2 separate regions of the Homo sapiens genome follow, and region 2 is linked to region 1. A link is a loop called in an ENCODE intact Hi-C map of the cell type or tissue named here. Cell type or tissue: endothelial cell of umbilical vein. All regions are shown on one strand. Links, peaks and the distances in the headings refer to the core of each region. The heading gives the core; the rest is flanking DNA.

The links. Peaks named below come from ENCODE experiments on the same cell type or tissue, not always from the same donor. Only the 100,000 strongest peaks of a DNase experiment are listed, where the experiment ranks them.
Region 2: it touches region 1 in a loop (9-fold over the local background); 22 of 110 quality-filtered maps call a loop at or near these places.

Annotation. Positions count from the first base shown.
Region 1 is chr11:13,342,069-13,346,468 of GRCh38, forward strand. All of the region lies in intron 3 of BMAL1 (basic helix-loop-helix ARNT like 1), which reads left to right. Among named protein-coding and RNA genes, the nearest start is that of BMAL1, 66 kb to the left of the region's middle. RefSeq lists an enhancer at 1,396-1,445. In endothelial cell of umbilical vein, for the core only: a CTCF peak has its summit at 2,258 (motif pointing left); a DNase peak (open chromatin) is centred at 2,243.
Region 2 is chr11:13,180,943-13,185,342 of GRCh38, forward strand. No RefSeq gene overlaps it. Among named protein-coding and RNA genes, the nearest start is that of BMAL1, 95 kb to the right of the region's middle. In endothelial cell of umbilical vein, for the core only: CTCF peaks have their summits at 2,263 (motif pointing right) and 2,844; DNase peaks (open chromatin) are centred at 2,259 and 2,829; H3K27me3 peaks cover 144 bases.

The sequences.
Region 1 (4,400 bases), core at 301-4,300:
CTGCCTGGGGAGAGGCAGCACCTGGGAGATCTTTGTGGCTTCAGATCCCATGTGGTCCTCCAGGTAAAGCAGAGCATCTCTGGGGTCTAGGCTGGGGGAAAACTCTTGCAAAAAATTCCTGGTTCTGGGACAGAATGCATGGGGTCTGCGTGAGGGGCAGAGGACAGTGCCAGGCCAGTGAGCACGCACTGGGCAAAGGAAGTGGCCAGAGACCACTCATAAGAAAAAGTGGGACATGAACCTCAGAGCCTGGGCTGCTTTCAGAGGAGCCAAGAGCCTGGGAAATAAGCATCTTCTGGTGAGGAAATCAGCAGGGGGAGGGGAGGGTCATACAGGAGGGGACTTTTAATCCTGAATGGCCTTGCAGGGCATGGTTCCCCTAGTGTGCCCCATGGAACCCTTGGCTGTTAGATGTGAGGTGATAAATGGTGTGTGGATGCATACACTTGGGACTCAGACTCTGCTGCCCTTAGACTTTCACCCTCCACAGGGCTGCGTTTAAAGGTCCAAGAAGCCCTGCAGAAGAAAAACCTAACTATTGAACCAGCATTCCCTATACGTATTTGGCCCCTGATTTTTTCCCCCGAATAACATCATTACAATCCTATGGGATTAGTGTTCCATGGCAGAACTTTGGGAAGTGTTTTTTGAAGAATTTGTAAATCCCTGCACCCTCTGGACTGTGCCCATTTCTTAGATTGCATGGAGGCTGTGCTGTACAGTGGAAGGAGTATGGGCTTTAGATGGGACTGGCCTGTGTTTAAATCTGCTTTCCCATTATACAAAATCTCTGATCTTGATCAAGTTACTTACTCTCTCAAACTTAGTTTCCTTATCTGTAAGACAGGGGATGAAACATTAGCTAGTTGTCTTATGAGGCTGTTGTGATGGTTAATGGGAAGATAATAATGACACTTACAGAGGGCTTGTTATGCTCCAGACACCATTCTGAGCACTTTATATATCTCACTTACTTTTCACCACAACTGTGAGGCAGGTAATGTTATCCTTATCCTACAGGTCAGGTCAGGAGACCAATGACACATACAGGCTAAATGTTGTGCCCAACATCACACGGCTGGTAAATGTGGGACCTAAGATTTGAACCCTAGGCACTCATACATGATGGGGTCAGGATTTGAAACTTGACCGTCATCTCCCATCAGAGAACATGCTCTGAATCAGTATGTTCTAAAGGGTCTAGAGCAGTAAAAGCACTAATTGGTATCAGTTCCCTTTTCAGATGGTTCGTGGATATGTTAGGGGGATTGATGGTTCCTGGGACTCCAAGTCATTCTGCAGTCATTAAAATCAGCCCTGTTGAAAGAGTAATCTCCTCGATCTGCTTGCCCACTCAGATGCTCCCATTGTGACCATTTTGTTTGCTCTGCTGCCTCATCCTGGGCCACTTCAATTTGGGTGGCTGCTCAGCGTTCAGGTGGAGTCGGGCCACTTTCCACAGCCATCTCATCTGTGGCCTGTGCCTCCACTTCCAGGACCAAGAGTCCCCCCAGGATGCCCAGTGAGTTGGTAGCTTGTTCTCTTTCTACACCTCAGTGATGGACTTGACAAAGGGTTAAGAAGACATCCCTTTTATCATTCAGCAAACTGAGTGCCTTTACTGAGCTAGATGCATGCCCTGGGGGAACTAGCACTGTTTGGTGACTTAGTTAGACCTCTGAATCCCTCTACCAACCCTCAGTAGCTGTCTGGGAGACTGGGATTCTGTGGACTCTCCTCTATCAACGATATTGGGGGTCTTTTCCACAAAGACCAGCCTGGTTTTGATTGACAAAGTGCCTCAGATTTACAAATCTTACCCCTTGCAGGATCCTCTCAACTGATCAAGCCCCATAGCTCCAAATGCCGTCTCCTTGATTGATGTTTAATTTGGGGATCCACAAGCATCTAGAGCTACCAGTTGAATTTGGGTACCCAAGGGCCACAAATGGGCCCCCCTCACACCCTGACCCCTGACAACCAGCACCTTTGAGACTGAAGTACCACTGCATATAGTGCTGTCCTCTGCTCAGGGCATTCTCCCTACCAGCCAGGCCACCCGGCAAACCCCTGCAACACCTCATAAGACCTCTTCGCTGGTCTCATCTCCTTTTATTAACACCTCCTCAGCACCCCTCCACACACACCCAAGCCCACAAGCAAATCATTTTTTCATCTGTTTTGCTCTTGTACCTTACCTATGCTCCACTAATACAAAAAAAGCACGCCTTCCTCAAGACACTTGACTGCCACCTGCTGGAGAGTTGTCATCATGGCTCAACAAATATCTGCCACTTCTAAACCCCCAGGCACCTCTGGAGTAGGGCAGTGCATTGCTTGTACAGCTGTAAACATGGCCTGCCTGTTGAATTGGTCATGCTGTCATGTACTTATTAAAACACTCGTCTTTCTAACTGGACTGAGGACATCTTGAACGTAAGGACTGCCGATTTCTGTCTTCGTCCCCATTGTGGCTTCTGCTAGGGGCTAGAGAAATGCTTATTGAATGATCCTTGTGCAAACACCTGTTACCTTAGGTTCAGGGCATCTGCTGTCATTCAGTGAAGGTCTTCTAAATCTGTCTGTTGCAAAGCAAGGCTCGCCACAGGCTGTCAGAGTAACCATGGAGGTCGGACAGGACTTGCAGTGGGGACAGGGCCCCATCAGCCTCTCACCTCTGCTCAGAGGCACCACCCTCTGAACAGATCAGAGCATAAACAGGTCAGAGCAATTCAGCATTCATTCCCTCTACAGACATCAGGGCAGGCACCATGTAGTGGAGAGTGGGGCCAGGGGCCATCTGCCATGGCTGTTTGGGCTGGGGAAGGAGAGCAGTACTTCTGGAGCATGTGCTGTGCTCAGGGCCAGCTCCCTGTAGGTAGGTTGTGGGAATGCAGAGGTGGCAACTCAAGCACCCCTGCTGGGGATTCAGAGTTTTGTGGAGAAGTAGATCAGTAAGCACATGGATACCAGATAGGGTTGTCAAGGATGTTGATTCACTGTTGTCCCTATTTTCCTAAGCTCGCCACATCATGGAAGGCTGCTACCCAAGTGACATTCTTGGGCTTCACCAAGTGTTTTAACAGAGCTCCACCCAGCTGTCACACTAGGGGTAACACAGTGGGCCAGAAGGAGAGGCAGGCCTTCCCTGGGGTCCCATTTTAAAAAGGGGGAAGTCCTCTGTTCTTTTACAACACTTGTTTACCCCAAGCCATTCAGCATAGTATTACTTAGGTCCCATACAGAGAACCTTCCAACAGATAGCTCTCCTTGCTCAGGCCTGTCCTGATGAACTCCCTGATATTCTTCCAGGTCTTAAAAGAGTGAGAGCTGAGCATTTCCCTCTCTGCCCTGGCTGCCAGGAAGCTCAGAGATAACTTGTTTGCTCAGTTCCTGTAGCTTTCCTGACCCAGGACTTCTTTTTCTTATAAATTCTCCTTGTTCCTTTTCCAGGAATGCTTGCTTTTTATGTTTTGTTTGTTTATGTTGCTTTTGTCTCTGTATTATACTTTGGGGGGTGGTTTTTGGAGGCAGGATTGGCAGCAGCCATGGTAGTTAGAAGCACCAGCAGTAAAGCTGGACACACCTGGGTTTCATCCCCACTTGCTAGCTGTGTCATTTTAAGTAAGATAAGTTGCCTCTTCAGTTCTCGGTTCCTCACCTTGAAAATTGGGATAATGATCATAATGAATGGATAGGTTATTGTGAAAATTAAACTTGTTTATTGTAAATGCATTGTTTCCTGTTCCTGCTCTTGGATCAGGCTTGATCTGTGGCTGTAGAATCCTAGTCTTAATTTCCTTCTTCCTGCCTGTGTCTGTCAGCATATGATGAGTTGTACAATAGTAGTGACTAGGGGACCAACCATCCCGGTTTGTCTGGGACGGAGGGGTTTCCTGGGATGCAGGACTTTCAGTGCTGAATGGGAAGGTCCCAGGCAAATGGATGAGTCGGTCACCCTGGTAATAAACAACCTCAACATCTCAGTGGCTTACTGTAGCAAAGGTTTATTTCTTCGTTGTGCTACTGTCCATCCAGGGCCTTGGCTAAAGGAGGAGCCTCTATCCCAGGAAATTGACAGTCATGGGCACAGACAGAGGAACACATGTTAAAGGTCCTTTAGAAAGTTGTGGCTGTCACTTCTGCCCTCATTCACTGGTTGGGGCCAGTCACATGGCCAGGCCTGCCACCAGGCTGTGCAGAACCTTCCCACTGGGTGGGACAGCTCAGCCTGGAACACTGATCCACTCTGCCAGGCTCACCTTTCTCTTCTTTTGCATTTTAGGGTGCTGGAGCAGGGACCAGGGAAAGGAGAGAGTCACTTGGTCTGAACTGGGGGTCTTGGATGTGATCATCTTCCTGTAGATGGTCGGTATGGGTTTCTTAAGGGGCAGGGTTCA
Region 2 (4,400 bases), core at 108-4,107, 160 kb before region 1:
GCATTAGGAGAAGTGCCTAATATAAATGACGAATTAAAGGGGGAAGTAAACCAACATGGCACATGTATACATAAGTAACAAACCTGCACGTTGTGTACAGGTACCCTAGAACTTAAAATATAATAAAAATATTTAAAAAAAGAAAAAAAATAAATAAATAAAAGAAAAAAATATGCCTGCAAAGTACTATTGATTATATGTGAAATATTGAACATCTGCTTCTGTTAGCTTTTTAATCATTACATTTTAATTTCAATATTCTTTCAAATAAATCTTTTTTGATTTTATATGTAAGTCCCACTTAAGTTTTGGTGGATTTATTGCTTCATTACATGGTACATTTCTATAAACGAAAACACCACGTTTTTAAGCACTTCCTCATCAATTCAGGCTACAAACCTGTACTCAGCATATGACGTATCATATTTCCAAGTAAAAGTAGTCTGAATGTGTTTGATCTTCAGTTTTTCAGAATCACTCTCATTATTACCATTTGGTTTATTACTGCCACATTCAGAAAAGTTGTATCATTTCATGATGAAATGGTCCAGTAGAGCTTGTTTCGCCATCTGTGAATTAAAGTTAACAATAAATAGAACAACTTTTACTTCGTAATTTAAGTAAAATTTTAAGTTTTAAAACAGCCTTGATTAAAAATTAAAATAGTCATACAACTATTTTTACAATCTTACATTTTTCTCAGGTTTTTATAAACTTTTGGATTACAGTTGTTAGACCTTAAAATATCATGTTATTAATGTGGTCCTATTGCACTAGTTGTGTGATTTCTCACATTCCCTGTTGTACAAGTCCACGGACGTGTATTATGCACTTGGGTTTGCAGCAATGCCAAAGAGCTATAAAAGTTTCTAAATGCTGACTGACAAATTTTTTTTGAGACGGAGTCCCGCTGTGTCGCCCAGGCTGGAGTGCAGTGGCACAATCCTGGCTCACTGCAACCTCTGCCTCCTGGGTTCAAGTGATTCTCCTGCCTCAGCCTCCTGAGTAGCTGGGACTACAGGCACATGCCACCATGCCTGGCTAATTTTTTATATTTTTAGTGAGATGGAGTTTCGCCATATTAGCCAGACTGGTCTCAAATTCCTGACCTTGTGATCCATCGCCTTGGCCTCCCAAAATGCTGGGATTACAGACATAAGCCACTGCGCCCGGTCAACAATTTTTTCACTTAGCATATCACAGACAGATAAATAATTCATCATCCCACATGTGTAGCAGTGGCTTATACATCAAAACTTCGTTAAAATCCTCTTTAATCATCTCTCTCTCTCTTCCAAAAGTGCAACTCTCTCATCTTCTCTATCCCATAACCTATTCCTCTGATATGTGTTCCCTCTGGGCAAACCCAACTACCTTCTTAGTAAACAATTCTTTTACCTTCAGCCATTCATAACGTCTTCTACTCCCCCCAAGTCAGCAGAGCAAAAATCTCTTCCCCTGGACTTGCTGTTCTTAGACTATATATATATGTGTGTGTGTGTGTGTGTGTGTGCGCGTGCGTGCGTGTGTGTGTGTTGTGGGAGGGAGGTGGTTGATCACATGGTTTGAAGACTGCAATACAATTGTAAATACAAATATTTATAATTTAGTGTTTTGTTCTTGTAACAACAGTATATGATAGAGCAAAATTGAAAACTAACTGAGAACGCACTGGAAAATCGGTAAATAAGAATATAACTTGCAGGAACAGTATTCAGGTATTAAAATAAATTAAAAGTACCTGGTAACAACTACAGTGATTGCCTTTGAGTGGGGATCCTTCTACTCTGCCTACATATTTATTTTTTTGAAAATAATAAGTACATAGTTCTTTTATATTTTTAAAAGTATTTTTAAATATAAGATTACTTAAAAGAACATAATTCAATACACATTTTTCAGTGTTTGCCATGTTCTATGGTCTCTGCCAAGGAAATCATAGACTAACAAAACTGTATCACTTACATTTTGTAAAGGATGATACCAATGATTTTCAAAAAGCCCATTATAGAAGTTAAGAAAAACATTGTCAGGATTCAAATAGAAAAATGAGCCAAAGATATAATCATAAATTCATTTAAAAAATAAAAATGTTGAAGTCCACAGGTAGGAAATCTTCAGTAAGCAAAAAATTCTAGCTAAAGCAACTTAGACATACCGTTTTTTATCTCTAAATTATTGAAAATGTCAAGCAGTGATAAATAACACTTAATGCTGTGGAGATTCAGTGAGGCTGGTTCCCCCAAAGACTGCAGGTGGCAGTGTAAACTAGAACAAATGTTTACATTTCAGGACGTCTTCAGAGTTCCACAAATATTTATTGAATGTCCATTCATTCTTTCGTGGTGGAATGGAATTCACACTCAGCCCAATCCACCATTAATTTAGAGGTAACCTGATTGCCAGTTAGCTGCAAGTTGATTTTCTGTATTCCGTAATGCTTCTAGTCATACACTTCATACTGTTTTCAAATGATGCAATTTGAAATGATGTCAGGAAAATTCAGCATCTTTCATTTCCTCTACTTATCAGCAAATCTATGACAGGTATAGAGGTGGTCAGAAACCTGCCAAAAATGCTCCACCATTATCTGGGGGACCAGGCATGTACATGGTGATGAAAGTTGTCAATTAAACATTGCCCAATATCCTTCTCTGGAATTCTTGCCTAACAGGAAACCCCCAGTTTCTGCAAAGAAATTAAAAGTAGCGACAGAGGCATCTTTCAGCCAAAACATTTAAGAAAGTCATTTATGGAATTCTCACTACCCTCTTGGAAGTCAAAATGAAAGACGATGTATTTTATACATAACTTTGTAAAGTCTGCCCTCTATCATTCCTCATAGTAAATGCAGCCAGTATCCACAGATTTATTCTGTTTCAGATGAGATGAGATCCTAAATATTTTTATCTACAATTTACTGAGCACCTTCAATATGCCAGGCAACTAGTAGATGTATAAATGTTTGATCCCAGGTTGACACTTACTACAGCTCCACAAGGCAATAAAGTGCCCTTATTCCTATTTCACATCTAAGGACACATGCTCAGGGAGGCTAAGTAACTATGTCGAGGACACACAGCTGATAAGTCAAAGCTCCTGGATTGTAACCTGGTCTGTCCAGTGATAAAGCTCATATAGTCTTTATTCCATGTCACATTGGCTCCAATTTGCTTCTATTCTGACACTTTAAAATGTAGATATAGCCATATATTTATTGACACTCATTATCATTTCAGAAAGCCACAGAGACACCTAGTCAAACATAAAGTTTGTCAGAACACATATGAAAGAAAAGACAACCATTCAAATGCTAACTCAAGGAAGCCTTCAGACTTTGTAAACGTGCTTTTTGTTGCATATAATTCTTCCTAGTTAAATGGGCTTTCAGGCCACAGCAGCTCAGTGATCTCGGTAAGATGCATCTCCAAGCTGTGCCATTTCTGGATATCGTCTGGCTTCATGGGGTATGAATGTTTAAACACTGGCTACTGGTATTGCCGTACGAACTCAGCAGAGCTCTGTTGAAATCTTCAGCTGAACCACTTAAACCAAGTAAACAACTCACCTCCAGGCAGTGTGTTCCCAGCACCTATCAGATTGTCAGAGAACTGGAAGGAGTCTGACAGAACAATTTCCAGGGTCATTGGTCTACATATGAGGCAGGGGTCTAATCGTTTGACTGATGTGCTCATGCTACTGGGTAACCAGTGGGTTCCCTACATGAGTCACTTCCAAACACCCTCGGCTGCCAAAGGAGAGCAGGTTTAGTCTCCTCAAAATGGAAGACGTGAAAGAAGGGCAAGGGCAGCTTCTACAAGATTCAGGAATGCTGAGGTTCCCACGTGGCGTCAGTTCAAATGGCAGGGGCGTGGGTTATATGTGTCTTTCTTCACCTAGTAAATGAAGACATTTTCTCATCTTGGGGATTTGGTTGCTATGTATTTGAAACATTTCACCATAGAAACAATGTTAGGTCCAGCCAACCCATAAAATTCATTCATCATTGAATGCCATTCTTCACTCATGTATCTAAACAATCGTGTTGTGATGATGGAAGTAAATGTAAAAACATTTCTGGGGAAATCCCACTCCAGATTTCAACCTAGACCTTAGGAGCATATAGTCCTTCTTGTGGTGAAACCAGGAGATTCTTTTGTGTCATAGGTTCCTCCTCCACCCCCCAACCCCTTCACTCACACACATCTGCTGGGCAGGGACAGCAGGACTTCTCCAGCTCCAAGCCACTGCTGGAGCTCCCTTGGCCTGGGGTGGAGGCAGCAGTATGGGAGCAGGAGGGTGGGGAGTAGGGAACAGGTGGGCGATTGAGAACAGGCACTGAGGACTCATGGGCCAGGCCTTTTGACAGTATGACCCTCAATAGAGCAAATTCTCTGTCT